Linked DNA regions of Homo sapiens: regions 2 and 3 are each linked to region 1. A link is an interaction called in ENCODE POLR2A ChIA-PET data of the cell type or tissue named here. Cell type or tissue: CD4-positive, alpha-beta T cell. All regions are shown on one strand.

What was found. ChIA-PET counts read pairs that join two places held together with the same protein. Peaks named below come from ENCODE experiments on the same cell type or tissue, not always from the same donor. Only the 100,000 strongest peaks of a DNase experiment are listed, where the experiment ranks them.
Region 2: POLR2A ChIA-PET joins it to region 1 with 6 read pairs; 5 of 35 experiments call an interaction of 5 or more read pairs at or near these places.
Region 3: POLR2A ChIA-PET joins it to region 1 with 8 read pairs; 4 of 35 experiments call an interaction of 5 or more read pairs at or near these places.

Annotation. Positions count from the first base shown.
Region 1 is chr1:64,875,057-64,880,056 of GRCh38, reverse strand. JAK1 (Janus kinase 1) reads left to right here. Exons shown (of 25, transcript NM_002227.4): 4 at 909-1,032. Among named protein-coding and RNA genes, the nearest start is that of JAK1, 89 kb to the left of the region's middle. In CD4-positive, alpha-beta T cell, no CTCF peak of the experiment used is centred here; a DNase peak (open chromatin) is centred at 2,706; H3K27ac peaks cover 2,945 bases.
Region 2 is chr1:64,935,001-64,940,000 of GRCh38, reverse strand. All of the region lies in intron 1 of JAK1 (Janus kinase 1), which reads left to right. Among named protein-coding and RNA genes, the nearest start is that of JAK1, 29 kb to the left of the region's middle. In CD4-positive, alpha-beta T cell, no CTCF peak of the experiment used is centred here; no DNase peak of the experiment used is centred here.
Region 3 is chr1:64,944,865-64,949,864 of GRCh38, reverse strand. The region is part of intron 1 of JAK1 (Janus kinase 1); the gene reads left to right. Among named protein-coding and RNA genes, the nearest start is that of JAK1, 19 kb to the left of the region's middle. In CD4-positive, alpha-beta T cell, no CTCF peak of the experiment used is centred here; a DNase peak (open chromatin) is centred at 524; H3K27ac peaks cover 513 bases.

The DNA.
Region 1 (5,000 bases):
CCTCATATTCTCCCAGGTTTTTTGTCATTTAAGTTTACCTCATCTTAGTTTGAGGCCTGGCTGCTTATGAAAATATCAGTAATAGCTGATTATTGGCAGTCATTCTCCCCCCAACCTGCCTATGTTTCAGGTTCATAAAATTTTAATCATGGGCGTAGAAGTGAGTGACTTCATAATCTCCCTGGTCTTTCCCATCATTCTCTTATTGACGGAGGCAACTGGTGGAGTGGAGAGGCAGGGGAGCACTGTTGGGCCAGCTTTGTGAAGCCATATATCTTCTTGCTAGTTGGTTACTAAATAAAAAATATTTGTGATAATCATACAGAGTACTTAAGAAGTATATTTATTATTAATGGTAATAGATTTTAATCACTGACAAAAATCACTTTGGTTATTATTTATTCTAATATGCATTTTGCATACTACTGCCAGGAATTTGTTTGCATGTCTGATGTATAATCACGAGCGTGTTAGAATTGTTTAAGTGCTTTCTGTAGGAAACAGATGGAAGATTTCCCCAACTCCCAGAGTGTTTCCGATTAGCAAAGTGCACATCAGGCAGGATCTGTGAACCTCTCAGATAGGGGTTTTTTTGAAGCTGGATTTGATAAGGCTCTGTGACGGATACCTGTAATGAGAAATATCATCAGAGTTTTATTTTTAAATGATCTAAATTTGGTTTGCCAGGAGCTACAGTGCATATTTCTGGGGAGTCATAGTTCTTGATGATTATGATCAAAACAGCCTGACCGAACCTGGTCGGAAGTCTGTTTGCCCTAAGAGGATATGAGTGACCCAGATTCTTTGTGGATGAGAGAGTTCCTTATCTTTGCATATATTGGGTTTAGAAACAGATGGCCAAATGTATCCGCCTTGATTTTCTGATGTGTTTTTTTACTTTTCCTCAGGTATCTCTCCTCTTTGTCACAACCTCTTTGCCCTGTATGACGAGAACACCAAGCTCTGGTATGCTCCAAATCGCACCATCACCGTTGATGACAAGATGTCCCTCCGGCTCCACTACCGGATGAGGTATGGGAAGTACTGACCTGGTACCTGCCTGGCTCCCTCTGCACTGAGGGACAGTGGTCAGCCTGGAGCCCTGAGTCACTTACCAAGAAGTATTGTAGTCATTTTTGTAATTTGTAACTTTTGTATTTGCTTGATGTGAGAAAGGACTTCTTCAGTATTTGGAATACAATTCAAGATGAGTTTGATCACCTTCCTCTGCCACATTTTAGAAAAGAAATCTTGATAAGGCAGAGGATATTTTGAATAGAATTAGTGTCCTACAGCAGAGTTTTTCAAATGGGTAATCATAGTTATGAATTTAATTTAGTGGATTCACAGTTATGAATTCAATTTAATTTAGTGAATTTAAGAAAAAGAAACAGGAGACGATACTATCAGCATATATACATAACCTAAGTATATTTTTTAAACTTTTGAGATATATATATATATATATATATATATATATATATATATATATATACACACTATATATATAAAGGTCATGATATAAAATATTTTTCTTACTAAAAGTTGCAACTAAAAAGCTCGAGAAACATTGCCTGAAGTGTTAACTAGAAATTCTAGGTTGGCCTTGCTCTCTGGGAGTGGATGTTTTGACTACTCCTTGAGGATTTTTGGCTGTGGAGCTGTAATTTTTCTTCTGATGGGCACCTGCCTTTTCTCCCATATTGCAGACTTTGAGAAATGTCACAGGTGACACAGACAGTCAGTACTTCAATAGCTGCAGTCTCCTGAGTTTGTAAACATATTTGTTCAGTAACTAGAATGGAAAATATGTTAGTTACATACTTGCTAAGCAGAAGTTAATGTGTGTTTAGCAGTGGAGATTATAAATAGGGTGGATCCTTTTTGAAAAGCAGGTTAACTTACAGAGGTATTAAAACAGTAGATAAGCTCAGATGCTAATAGAATGCAGGGATTTGCTAGAAAAGCCCTCTGAAATCTCGGAGACTTCACAGTATCATAGCTACTATTTTTGGGAGAATTTGGTGGAGTTGTCACCATTACACAATGACTGGGATGTTTTTCTCAGTGGACACTGAACCAGATCTAACTTTCTTTGATAATCATCCTAGGGCTGACTTTTTCCTCTTCTTTCTATGCTTAACCAAAGTCTCACCTGGAGAGGAAAGCTGTGTGCCGTGGAGATTTCAGGTCCCAGCTGAGCCTTCTGGCTATTGGCTTTGTTTTTCCACATGTAATCTTGCTTTTTGTGGCCTGGGGATTGGCTGTGTGATCAGCATTGAAATGGGTTGTTGCAGTTTGAAGTCTGGAAGGGGTATGTCCCTGGGTTCTAATTCTTTCCCTCTAGGTTTCTGTACTCAGCTCAGAGTCTAGAATGGTAGCTTTTAGGATTGGAAAAGACCAAAGTTACCTAATTCAACTCTTTCATTTTTTTTTCAGTGGAAAAACTAATACCCAGAAAAGGGAAGAGAGTTAACCCAAAAATTACATCTAGTGAATTGTCTGATTAGCTTTACAATTGAGGCATTGTAGAGCTCTTTGAGGCATTAGTCTTGGTTGTCTGAGTGCCTGGCTATTAAAGGCTGTCTTTGCCTGTTCCCTCTTTCTGTTAGCTGCCTGGAAGTGCAGGGTTGCTTCACTTTTAGCACCTTGACTCTGTACCTGACATGGTGCTTCAACAGGATATTGCTTTGTTACCACAGGCCCTTTGAACTTGGAAAAAAAAAATACCACCCTAAGCTAAAACATTTGCCTGATGACAAACTACAAAGATTTTGAAACCTCATAATCTCACCACTAAAGGAGGCGTAAATGAAAATAAATGTTGGTGATGATTTCAGTGGAGTACCAGTTTTACTTTGGGAAATATTCTTGTATTTCAATTATCGTTTTCTGTTTTTAGATAATGCTTTTGATAGTTGTTGGGTAATCATAGTTATCCTCAGGTATCTCTCCTCTTTGTCACAACCTCTTTGCCCCGTATGATGAGAACACCAAGCTCTTATATATATATCTTAGCATAAGACAACCATATTCTGTATTCCTTTTCAAAAAATATTTTCTTGCTTTTTTAAACAATTGAATTTCACAGTCCATTAAAACATTTTATAGAAGCCTAAAGAGAGTTTGTTGTGTATAATATCTGCATATAAACTTAAAATATGCAGTTATCTGTACATAATTTTCTCAAAAACTTGCAGTGCGTAGCTCTGATTGATGTCTATTTGTCTTTTTTTTCTTTCTCCTTTCTTCCTGCTTTGTTCCTCCACGTCATTTTGAAAAGGAATATAGGCAGGTATCATTCTACATTTATTGATGTCATTTTTAATTTTTTTTCCATTGGCATGCTATAGTATCTGGAATTTTTGTGTACCAGGTTTGATGAGCACCTTTATAATTAATTTTAAAAAGGTGTGTGGAATGTCTGTCTTCAGTGTGTCTTCAAGCTTGGTCTTATGGGTGATAGGGAGGGTACTGATTCTGGTAGTCATGGATTTAAAATTTTGTTAATATTTTTGACATCTTATTAAGGAGAAAGCTGCCGGCCTTATTTTAGGCTCCCTCATCTTCTGTTTACCTTTAGCCTTTGTTCCAGTGGAGAAGCTACACATTATGTTTGGTCTCCTCAGCCTGATGCTGTCTGAGTATCTGACCTAAAGGCTTCCAAGACAAAGATGGTCCCACAGGGCTCTCAGCAGCCTGGAAGAATATCGTTGTTCAGACCAGATTGAAGATTGTGTTCTGCCCAGAGGGAGTTTGTTGGGCCCTCATCTCTACCAGATCCAAGGACTGTTTCTCACAGAGACTCAGTAGGATGTGGAAGAAGAAGGCCGTGGCTCCGTTGGCTCAGGGAACATCTGCCTTTTCCCCTCCTGCCACCTCCCCTGGCAGTGGAGGGTGACCTGTCTCTCTCCTTGGCACCTCATCAGAGATTCTTCTCTCTTGGACAACACCCTCCATCCTCGGAACCCTTTTCTTTCCTTATCTCGGGAAACCTTCCATATTGTACCTACTTCTCATTCTCTTATTACTGCCTTCCTCCGCCATCAAACAGCATTTACCCCTCCTGTTGGCCATTCTGTCAGAACCCCTCTTTGAACCTCTGTAGCTGGTTCACTCCTTCCTTCCTGCTTGTCCCAGGGAGAGGATCGTGGCTAAGTTCTCCTGGGCACGTGTTCTGTTCTACCCTTGAAGAGCAGTGCCAGGCCTGGGTACAGCATGAGTGGCAGCCTCCCTGCCAGCTGATAGCCCTAGCTTTCCACTGTCACCAGCGGAGGGTAAGGGAACAGTCCAGCAGCTTCAGAGGCCTGACGTGGCTCATGCTGCCCGTGGCTCTGCAGATGTGTGATTCTTTCTGTGTGTGAGAGAGACACCAAAGCCCACAGTCAAATTCTCAGTCACTTTCGTAAATTACAAGGAAGATGGGCTGTATAGAATCATTGAAGATTATAAAAATGTTGGTTTTTACCTTTAAAGTAACTTCTTTGTTTATCCTTTCCATGTTAATTGCTACTCCCTGAGTTTATTCATCTTTTGTTTATCTATCAAGCATGTGTTCAGTAGCTGTTAGGTACCAGGCACTGGGATTCAGTGGTGAGCAGGACAGCTGCAGCCTTTGCTTCCGTGCACAGCTCACGGCATTGCTCGAATGATGCCACAGGCATCTGCTTCTCTCTGCCGCTTCCGTTTCTATCTTCCATGGGGCTTCCCTCCCAGGAGAGCGTGCCTCATATGTGCCTGGCTTTCGTTCTTTGCTCTGCCTGCTTTGCATGGTCCAGGCTCTGTAGCCTGGCATTTAATTATTCTGTTCCAGCTTCCCTTCCTTGGTGCTTTTTCCCCTCCTGCCACCTCCCCTGGCAATGGAGGGCGACCTGTCTCCTCGGCACCTCGCCAGAGACTGTCATATGTCCAAGGACAACTTATCCTTTAAGCACAGTGCCTAGAGCACACACTTGTTAGGGGCCCATAAAATGTCTAATTTCACTTAAAATCAGAAAACA
Region 2 (5,000 bases), 60 kb before region 1:
AATATTTGTATGAAATTCAGCAGCATTTACTTTGGGGAACTCATATTTTATGTGTGCTTCAAAACAATGAAACTTAGCACTATTACAACACAGGAGTATATTTGCATCCTGGTCTTTATTTATAAAGAAATAGTATTGAGCCACCCAGTTGGGGGATACACAGTCTAAGTAGTTATTCTCTTATTTTGTTTCTGGTTCCCACTTTTATTGACTTATATAGCACACATACAGTAGTGGCATAATACCAGCTGGATTTCAGAGTGCAGAATGAAACCATGTGGTTTTCTGTGAGATTTTTTAGGCCTTATATAGGAATTATATGCATGACTAGGACCTTATAAATTATGTATCTACTATGTGCCCAGCTCCTAGTATATACCTAATTTAATCCTTGAACAACTCTTTTGTGTTACATGGTATTATCCCTGTTTAAAGATGAAGAAACCAATATTTGGATAAATTAAATACCTTATTTTATAAATGAGTAAGTCTTTTCTGACTTCAGAGTTCATGCATTTTACCAGTAAGCCATGCTTTCCGCTTACTGCAAACTAGTGACTCCAAACTTCTGCAAACTGTGAAACTATTGTGAACTTGTGTGAATGTATGGAAGTTGGCACTGATTAGACGTTTGAACTTCTTTCCTTGTCCTGTGTTATGCATGGTAATCTGCCATTTGCTGTTCCTAGCTGTATGGTCACCCTTAGAGGTATGAGTTGTGCTTATATGTATATGTTCATGCCTAGATCTGTTGCTCACAGAATCATCTGACATCCCCATTTCGTTGAATCTAGGCAGCAGGGTTGATGGCAGCCAGAAAAGTGTGCCCTGGGGGCAAGAATGTCTTTAGGGAAAAATATGTTATTGTCTTTCAGATAGTAGTTCTCCAAACAGTTGCTCCAACAGTTCCTATGAAAAGATTGCTTGAGCCCAGGAGTTCAAGGCAGCAGTGAGCCATGGTCATGCCATTGCACTCCAGCCTGGACAACAAAGTGAGACCCTGTCTCAAGAGAAAAGAAAAGAAAAAAATGCTAGGTGGATCTTCAGTTTAGTTCAGTTAATTAAGTATTTTAATTATTAACTATTAATTATAACATTAAGAATGCCAGGGGAGGATAGAGACCCGTGATTCTGTTTTGGGGGGCACTAGAAAACAGTTCCTGAGACACTGGTGCTGCCATCTACCTCTACCCACATCATATCCTTATGTAGACATAAAATATTAAGAGAGACTTCATGAGGAGGCATTTCTCAGTTTCTTTTGTAATGAACTCTACTTTTAGTTGAGAAACATGAAAGTGTATGGTTTGGTGTTGGAGAACGAGTTTACTTACTAGTTTGATTTACAGTGAATACTGTTCTTGGGATTTATAAATGGTTTTAGTATTGAGAAGTAGAGGAGATAAATAGTTCTGGTGTCAAGGGAAGCGGAGCAATAAAATGAAGCTGAAACATGACCATTAAGCCCAAGCCAATCAGATCATCTGTGTGCCTTAATAGAAGGCTGATGATCTTGGTTCAGGTCTTCACTTAGTTCATGTAATAACATGGAATCAAGAGTTCAGACAAGTATAAATGCTTCTGGGTCTTGTTTCCTAACTAGGCTTAGTTTATAGGCCAGAAAGATTCTGCTACTATCCTGTTATTACTGGGGCAGTCATTGAAAAGAGCCTTTCTATTATAGTGGACTGAAGACATAAAATCACACAGTACATCTAAAAGGTTTCATCAAAGTTGTTCTTTACGAAAGAGTATTTTTTTATATCTTTGTATAATTGAACTTTTTTTTAAAAAAAACTTTTTTTTTTCAGCCATGAAATTACATTCTTTCTTAGCCTTAAAGACTTTGACATTCTCCTTTGGGAGGCCGAGGTGGGCAGATCACGAGGTCAGGAGATCGAGACCATCCTGGCTAACACAGTGAAACCCCGTCTCTACTGAAAAATACAAAAAATTAGCTGGGTGTGGTGGCGGGCACCTGTAGTCATAGCTACTTGGGAGGCTGAGGCAGGAGAATGGCATGAACCCGGGAGGCAGATGTTGCACTGAGCCGAGATCGCGCCACTGCACTCCAGCCTGGGCGACAGAGTGAGACTCCCTCTCAAAAAAAAAAGAAGATTTTGACATTCTCTGTTCAAGAAACTTTTACAGTGAGAGTAATTTAGTGTATCTCAGACAATGTTGGAGTGATCGATGGTTGGGTTTCCTTGTTCCAAGGTAGAATATCAAATGTTCAGTTGACTTGTTGATGGATCAGTTTGACCTCGCTTTAAGGATATGTCTGAAAAACTGAAATAATGAGGTCAACATTTTCCAGGTTTTTTTTTGTCATTCTATGATCGACTAAGTCTGCTTTGGTTTTCAGTTACTAATCAGTGTTCCACTAATGCCTATTTAGAAACTTTATTTTGAAATAATTATAGATTGACAAGAAGTTGTAACAGAGGGCCTGTGTTGTATAATTGAAGTTTAACAGTGATACGCTCCTTTCTTTCTAGAAAGGCTTTCAATTTATGGAAAAATTAGCAAAGGTAAAAGATGCTCGGCGTTGGACCTTTGAAACTTCTTTCGGAATTAGTATTTTGAATGACTCCATACAACTAGAATAATGGCTGAAATTTCTATGGTGCTGGTCAGGACTGTGACTGTGGCCCGAGCATGAGATGATTTTCCTGGAAACCAAAAGTACTACTAGAAGGAGAAGAATGCTGTGGAGCTCTCTGGGGGTTGGAGCTTATGCCTCTGGAGACTTTGAGTTTTCTGTGGGTGTAAGTTTTGCAAATGGTCCTGGTAGCCCTGAAGCTAGAGTTGTCAAAGTAACAGGTGGTAGCTGGGAGCCAGCTTGGCAGTGGATCAGCTACCCAAATAGCCAAAGTTGCTCAATCTACATGAGGTCCTGTAGACCAAACTGGGGGTGGGGAGGATTAGCCCCATACAAATAGTTGATCCTTTTTTTTTTTTTTTTAAACAGTCATTTGAAATATTTTCTGTAAAAGGCCTAAGCTTTAGGCATTTAGGATGATTGTAAATGCACTGCTTTGTATTCTTTTTCACATATATTTGATTTATTAATATAAAATTGCCATTTTTGTACATAAAAATGGTCAAATATTGGCAGTTTCATATGGTACAACCTACTGTTTTCTGCTGTCACATTGGAAATTCTCACCAACGTGGGATACCATGTTTCAAAGAAACGTTGGCTTAGCCTCTTCATTTATGGAAGAAATATAGCACTTATGGTGTTCTAAGTAGATTAACTAACTTAATCTTTTTACAAGCAAATGAGGTAGGTAGGTCCTAGTGTTTTCCTGCTTTTTAGGATCACAGAGCTAGTAAGTGGTGGAGCTGGGCTTACACCCTGGCTACTGGTCACAGGGCTGTGCTGTTTCTCAGCTCTTGTGTTTGGCCTCACCTCTCCAGTCATACTTGTGAAAGTCCTGGGTGTCTAGACAGGTGATGGGTGAGTGACATAAGGTACCTCTCTTTGTCTTCATGGGAGAAATAACTGGATTTCCCCAAGAATGAATTAATTCTTCCACAATACAAGAGTCTTAGAGGTTTAACAAGGATACTTCTTTCAAGGTGCCCACCAATTCCTACCTTGCATTGGAGGGTGCACTGTGTCAAATTTGTATTTTTATCTTAAATACCAAATACTCTTAGAGTCCATCCATGGGCCTGTGGAGTTGAGGGTAAATGTAGAGGCTTATTTGGCCTAATAATGAAAGTATGGATAGTTATTGCCATGGAGGAGGAGGGTGAATGTTTTGTAGAGTCCATTCCAACCTTGAAATCCTGATTCTCTGATAAACTTCCACCTCTCCTCTGTTGCTTAATCTTTGATCTTGAGCCTGGAAGGAGAGGAGGCAACTCAGTCAATGAAGGAGTTTTATTTAGTAATTGCACATTGGCCTCTTCCTGCCGGATCCCATATTGACACTGGAGTAAGGCTAGAGGCTGGGAGACAAGGCCCCATGGGAGCTTTGTGAAATGGGGAGGGGCAAGGGTGTGTCCCTGGACCGTCTGTTTGTGGGGCAGCTGTCCTAGGTGTTGAGACACACACCGGTCTGTTCTAAGATGTTCCTACTGGATCCTGTCAGTTCGCCCTCCAGCATTCCTGGATTTATTGTGCACCATTTATGGCTCCACAGTCCACTAGATGAAATTGTAAAGACTCAATATGGTGGCTCTCCAGGGACTTTCCCTTTTCTTCTCCCTTAGCATCAGAGATGACCCGTCAGCGTTGCAAGCAGTTCTGTGGTAGCACATCAAGTATTCTGTCACAGCAGGAAAGGCTGGATAAACATCAAGGGACTGCCAAGACCAGACTTCTCATTCAGTCTGAGTAGGAGGAAAGAGGACAGGTTGTTGGAGAGTTGGTTTAAAGATGAATTATGGGCTGGGTGCGGTGGCTCACGCCTGTAATCTCAGCACTTTGGGAGGCCGAGGCAGGCAGATCACGAGGTCAGGAGAGTTCGAGACCAGCCTGACCAACATGGCGAAACCCCATCTCTACTAAAAAATACAAAAATTAGCTGGGCGTGGTGGCACACGCCTGTAATCCCAGCTACTCAGGAGGCTGAGGCAGGAGAATCGCTTGAACCCGGGAGGCGGAGGTTGCAGTGAGCCCTGATCACGCCATTGCACTCTAGCCTGGGCAACAAGAGTGAAACTCTGTCTCAAACAAACAAAAAAAAGAGTTATGACTGGTCTTTCTCATTTCATCTGCTGATGGGTAGAGGAGGGAAAGGGTCAGAAATATTTCTTTTAATACCCTCTCAGTATGAATGAATGATTTTGACCTAGTTTAGGTTTTGGTCTGGTGGATGTGAGATTGGAATATAATTTGTTTGGCAGGGTCATCCCCAAGGATGTCTGATGCATCTGCGTTCTTGTTCCCATGGCTAGAATGGAATCAAGGGAGAAGCTTCCTCATTCCTATTTCAGAGGGAGCAGGGAGAGTAGTGGTGCATATCCCCACAGCCAGAAATAGATTG
Region 3 (5,000 bases), 70 kb before region 1:
TATTGTAGGGAACCTTTAAAAACACACAATTAGCATTTTTCTGCTGCTAATTGCTTTATTAGGATGAATGCATAGATTTACTGTGTCAAAGGTTATAACCAATTTTATGACCTTTAGTATGTAATTCTGGAAAATTAAACAGAAACTTAAGTCACAAATGGCCTTAAACATTGGCAGGAAGCTGCTGATTTCCTGACTGTTGTACAGGCAACCCACTGGCAAGTAACATGTCAAATACGGACCATTATAATTCCTTATCATAAAGGCAGATACAGTTTTCTTCAAAGGACATGAAAATAATTTATTTGCTTTTGATGCCTTTTCTCACTGGGAAATGATATTCTGTAAGTGCACAATGTGCACTTGAATGTGAAGTTGTAGTGAGGATTTTTATTTTTATTTTTGTACAACTGGGTTATAATAAAGGAAACAAACTTTATGTCACTTCTAGGCTGATGAAATACCCTAGTAAATGCAGTACATTTTTGCATGACTAATAGGAGTAGGGGCGGGGCTTTGACTTTTACATCAGTCAGGTTAAAATCACCTGTTTGCTGGTTTCCCTAAGACAGTGATGTATTGCCCTTTGCTTAACTTTTTGTTAGTTGGGAAATGTATTCTACTTTGATGACTGGTGTTTTTCTGCTTAGTGGGGATATTTTCTGTGAAGCCAGGATAAACAATTCTATAATGCAAATCTGAACACATCACTGCCTTGCTTAAAATCTTTCACTAGCTGCCCTTTGCTGTTAGGATTAAGTCTATCCAAACTCCTTAGCATGGTATGAAGAGCCTCTCATGGTCACAGCCTTCCTTTCCTTCCATTCCCTTTCTTGCAGTCAGCACTCCAGCCCTTCTGACCGTTTTTGTTTCTTAAATATATTGTGATCTCTCTTACTTCTAGGACAGTAAGTTCTGTAGATTCCTTGGTGAATATACAGCCTTAGAGACTGCAAGAATTCTGAGCAGTATTTCTAAGGGTTAGATTTCCCTCCAAGTACCATTAACATTCTGGGCTGCCACATTTCAAGATTTACTCTGGAGATGTGAGGTGGAAGCCATGTTAAATGGCTGGAAGATAGTCCTGTGGGAGAGATAAGCTTTATCATTTTATTTTTACCAGGTGTGTTGCAGTGAGTGTTGAAAAGCCTTCCACAAAAAATAGAGTCTTCTTTTTTCCCCTGTTATGATTAAATTACTGGCTGCTAATCTTTCATGATGAAGAGAGAAGCCCAAAAGCAATTTCAGAACATGGATCTCATGCTGATTAGTGGTTATAATGATTTCACATGGATAGTATTCCTTGTGTTTGAAAGTTATTTTATTGGTGAGATCTGCGAAATCAACAAGGCTAGTTTATCTTTGCAAAAACTTGTGACAAGCTTATAGCTACACTCCTTGGGGAACACAGTTCACATTTAAGATTTTGCCTCAGGCACCTCTGTTCAGCTTTATGCTGTGTCTTTCAGATTCTAGATATGAAACTGGTTTGACATTAATACCTAGCATGATAGCTTTTTAGATACACTCTTTGCTTGCATTAAGTCAGACAAAATCTGCAGAGCCTAGCACTATGCTCAGTATATGAGCTGCTTTGTCTGTGTATCTTGGTTCATACGAGAGTCAGTATACCTAGGCAGTCAGTAAACAGTCATTGATTAGATTTGGATTTAATAAATTTAAGCCTGGCCAATAATTAGTGGGAACCAAACCAAGGCAACCTATAGTAAATGGAGCATTGCATCGAAGATCTCAGTTCTTCAAATAAGGCACAGATAAAGGATCTCTATGTATTACCCTCCTGTTCTTGGATTTAATTGTTCAAATGTTTCACCCAAAACCTCAATTTCAGGCTAATATTTAGGCATTCTCTTCTATGTTATACCTCAGGTAATTTGGAAACATTTGTATTTCTAAATCTATTTCTGTATAAACTTTCTATGAATTGTATATCTCTCCCTCTCTATATTATATAGTATAGATTTAAATTGAAAAATTCATTGTTCCCTTCAGAGGTATAAGAGTATTCTGGCCCAGCTGGAAATGTTATGTTAAATTTGAAATTCTACTACCTAAATTTTGGACTTGTGTACTACTGTTTTAGTAGAGCTATATGATACTGCAGATAAAGTTCCAAAACAATCTGTGGTGAAAAAATTCTTGTTCAGGGACCTGTTGTTCAGTGAAACTGCTTTTCTGTTGGGTACCTGTATTCTTTTTTGGTTAAGTTAAAAAAAAAAAAGGATTTATTGGCCTATGTCTTAAGGGGGTTGGGGGAGGACCCATGGTTCATGGACTCCAAGGATATAAAGGCATTCCCCTTCTCAGTAAGAATCCTGCTATTCTGCTTCCTGTTCATTGGTCTTATGTTCTGCCACAATGAGGTTTTATCCACATGATTTGAATAGAGAACAGTTGGCTGCTCCAAGATGATGTCTGTTTATCAAATCTCCCTGAAAGACTTGTGTTTGTGTCACCCTTGGTCTGGAAGGTGGACAGTGCAGGCATGGATGGGGGTCAGGTGGGACACTGTGATCTGTAGTGTTAACAGAATCACCTGGTATGAGAAGTTTCTAGAGAGATAAAAACAGATGTCAGCTGTAATATATTGAACTGGCAGTTAAAAAATTTTTTTTAAGTTGTGGAAAATAAACAACATAAAATTTACCATGTGAGCCATTTTTAAGCTTACAGTTCAGTAGTGTTAAGTACATTCACGTTGTTTTACATCTAATCTCCAGAACTCTTTTCATCTTGCAAAACTGAAACTCTGTACCCAGTAGATAATAACTACCCATTGCTTTTTCCTGCTAGCTCCTGCCAACTACCATTCTACTTTTTCTATCTATGGATTTGACTACTCTGGCTACTTCTTATAAGTGGAATTGTCCATAATGTCCTTTTTCACTAGCATGTTTCACTTAGCATAATGTCCTCAAGGTTTATCCATGTTTTTGCATATGATGGAATTTCCTTCCTTTTAAAGGCTGAATAATATTCCATTGTATGTATATACAACATTTTGTTTATCCATCTATGTTGTTGGATGCTTGGGTGGCTTCTACCTTTTGACTGTTGTGAATGATATTTCTATGAACATGGGTTTGCAAATATCTCGTTGAGACCCTGCTTTCAGTTGTTTTGTGAACTGCCACTTTTTTGGATAACTCTCATTTGAAACTATGTTCATCTTTTTTTCCTTAAAAACTGCCCGTAATTAACTCTTTTTGGTGCCCAGTAAGTGGAAAATTCAGAACAGCAAAATGTTTGCTTTATTCAACAAACACCTTCTCAAAATCTAGAAAACAAAGAACATTAGAGAACACTGTGGAAGTAAGTATGATTGTGGGTAGCTGGCTGACGTAGAAGATTTTAATTTTTACTATGATGCATAAATATGTACCTTTGCAAGTTTTAGCAGACAAGAGCATGAGGTCCGATCATAGACCTATGACTTTGGGGAAGTTACCTAAAGCCTTGCCAGCCACCATTTACTTATTTGCAGAGAGGGGGTTGGTTATACCTGCTAGGGTTAATTAGACTATTAAATGAGATAACATGTGCAGAACACATAGCCAGTGGTAGGTGGTCAGTAAGTGGTTTCCTCTCTCCTGTATTCTTCCAGGGGAATAGAAGACGACCACTGTGTGAGGATCTCTGTATTGTTCAGCTCTGATGCTCCTCCTACTGTGGGTGGTAGATCTCCCTCTTAACAAGGCTTTCTTGGCAAGCATTTTTAAACTTTACATTTTCTTATTTTTTTATTATTGTTATTGATATTTTGTTTGGCATAGGTACTGTATTGACATGGTTCAGAAAGCAAACCAGGGCCGGGTGCCGTGGCTCATGCCTGTAATCCCAGCACACTGGAAGGCCGAGGTGGGTGGATCACTTGAGGTCAGGAGTTAAAGACCAGCTGGCCAACATGGTGAAACCTTATCCCTACTAAAAATACAAAAATTAGCTGGGCGTGGTGGCAGGCGCCTGTACTCAGGAGTATCCCAGCTACTCAGGAGGCTGAGGCCAGAGGATGGCTTGAACCCTGGAGGTGGAGGTTGTAGTGAGCTGAGATCACACCACTGCACTCCAGCCTGGGCGACAGAGCAAGACTCTGTGTCAAAGAAAAAAAAAAAGAAAGCAAACCAGTATAACAGGGTACAAATTGAGAAGGTTTGCTCCCATTTTTGTTTGTCCGTCAACTTCGTTCCCTGTTTCCTTAAGTGCTCTTCTCATCTCTAGGACCTATTAATGTAAGTATATATTCGTATTCTTTTTTTTATTGTACATAAGGTAAATATATACTATATACTATTCCACCCTTTGCTTTTTTCATTTTACCATATATCCTCCTCTCTTTCCTTATTAGTACATCAAGTATTTTCTCGTGTGAATAGACCATGACTTATTTAACCAGTCCCCATGTAAGGGACATTTTGTTTGCTTCTGCACTTTTGCTGTTATAAATAGTGCTATTTGTGTAACTTTGTATGTAGAAGGTCAGATAAATTCCCAGAAGTGGAATTGCTGGGTTAAAAGATAATTGCATTAATAATTTTTATTAATATTCTCAATTGCTCCCCATGGGGTTAGTACCTTTTTCCATGCCTTGAAATTTACATATTTTTGTGCATTGCAGACACCTCTCACCCCTTGCTGTATACCTTCTTTTGAACTGCCATCTTGTTAACATGGAGAGAACTGGCAAGTGCAGGCGATTCCTTCTTGTGTTTCGTAAGGGCTAGTGGACTGTTGGAGTGCTTTCCAAGCAGGTGCCAGGGTTTGAGATTGTAGTGTGATATGCGACTAGGGGTTCTGCCCATCCCGATGTGCTCCTGTTCCCGTCTCAGGACCTGAGGATGGAATGGCTGAGTGTGTTGTGAGCCCAAGGTGCCAAGTGCTTCTCGGGGGAGAATCAGTTGCTCTGTGCATTAAAGCAGTATTGGCTGCTGCCTCCCTTCCTTGGAAGTTTTTGTTCTGTTTTTTTAATTTCATAACTTTTT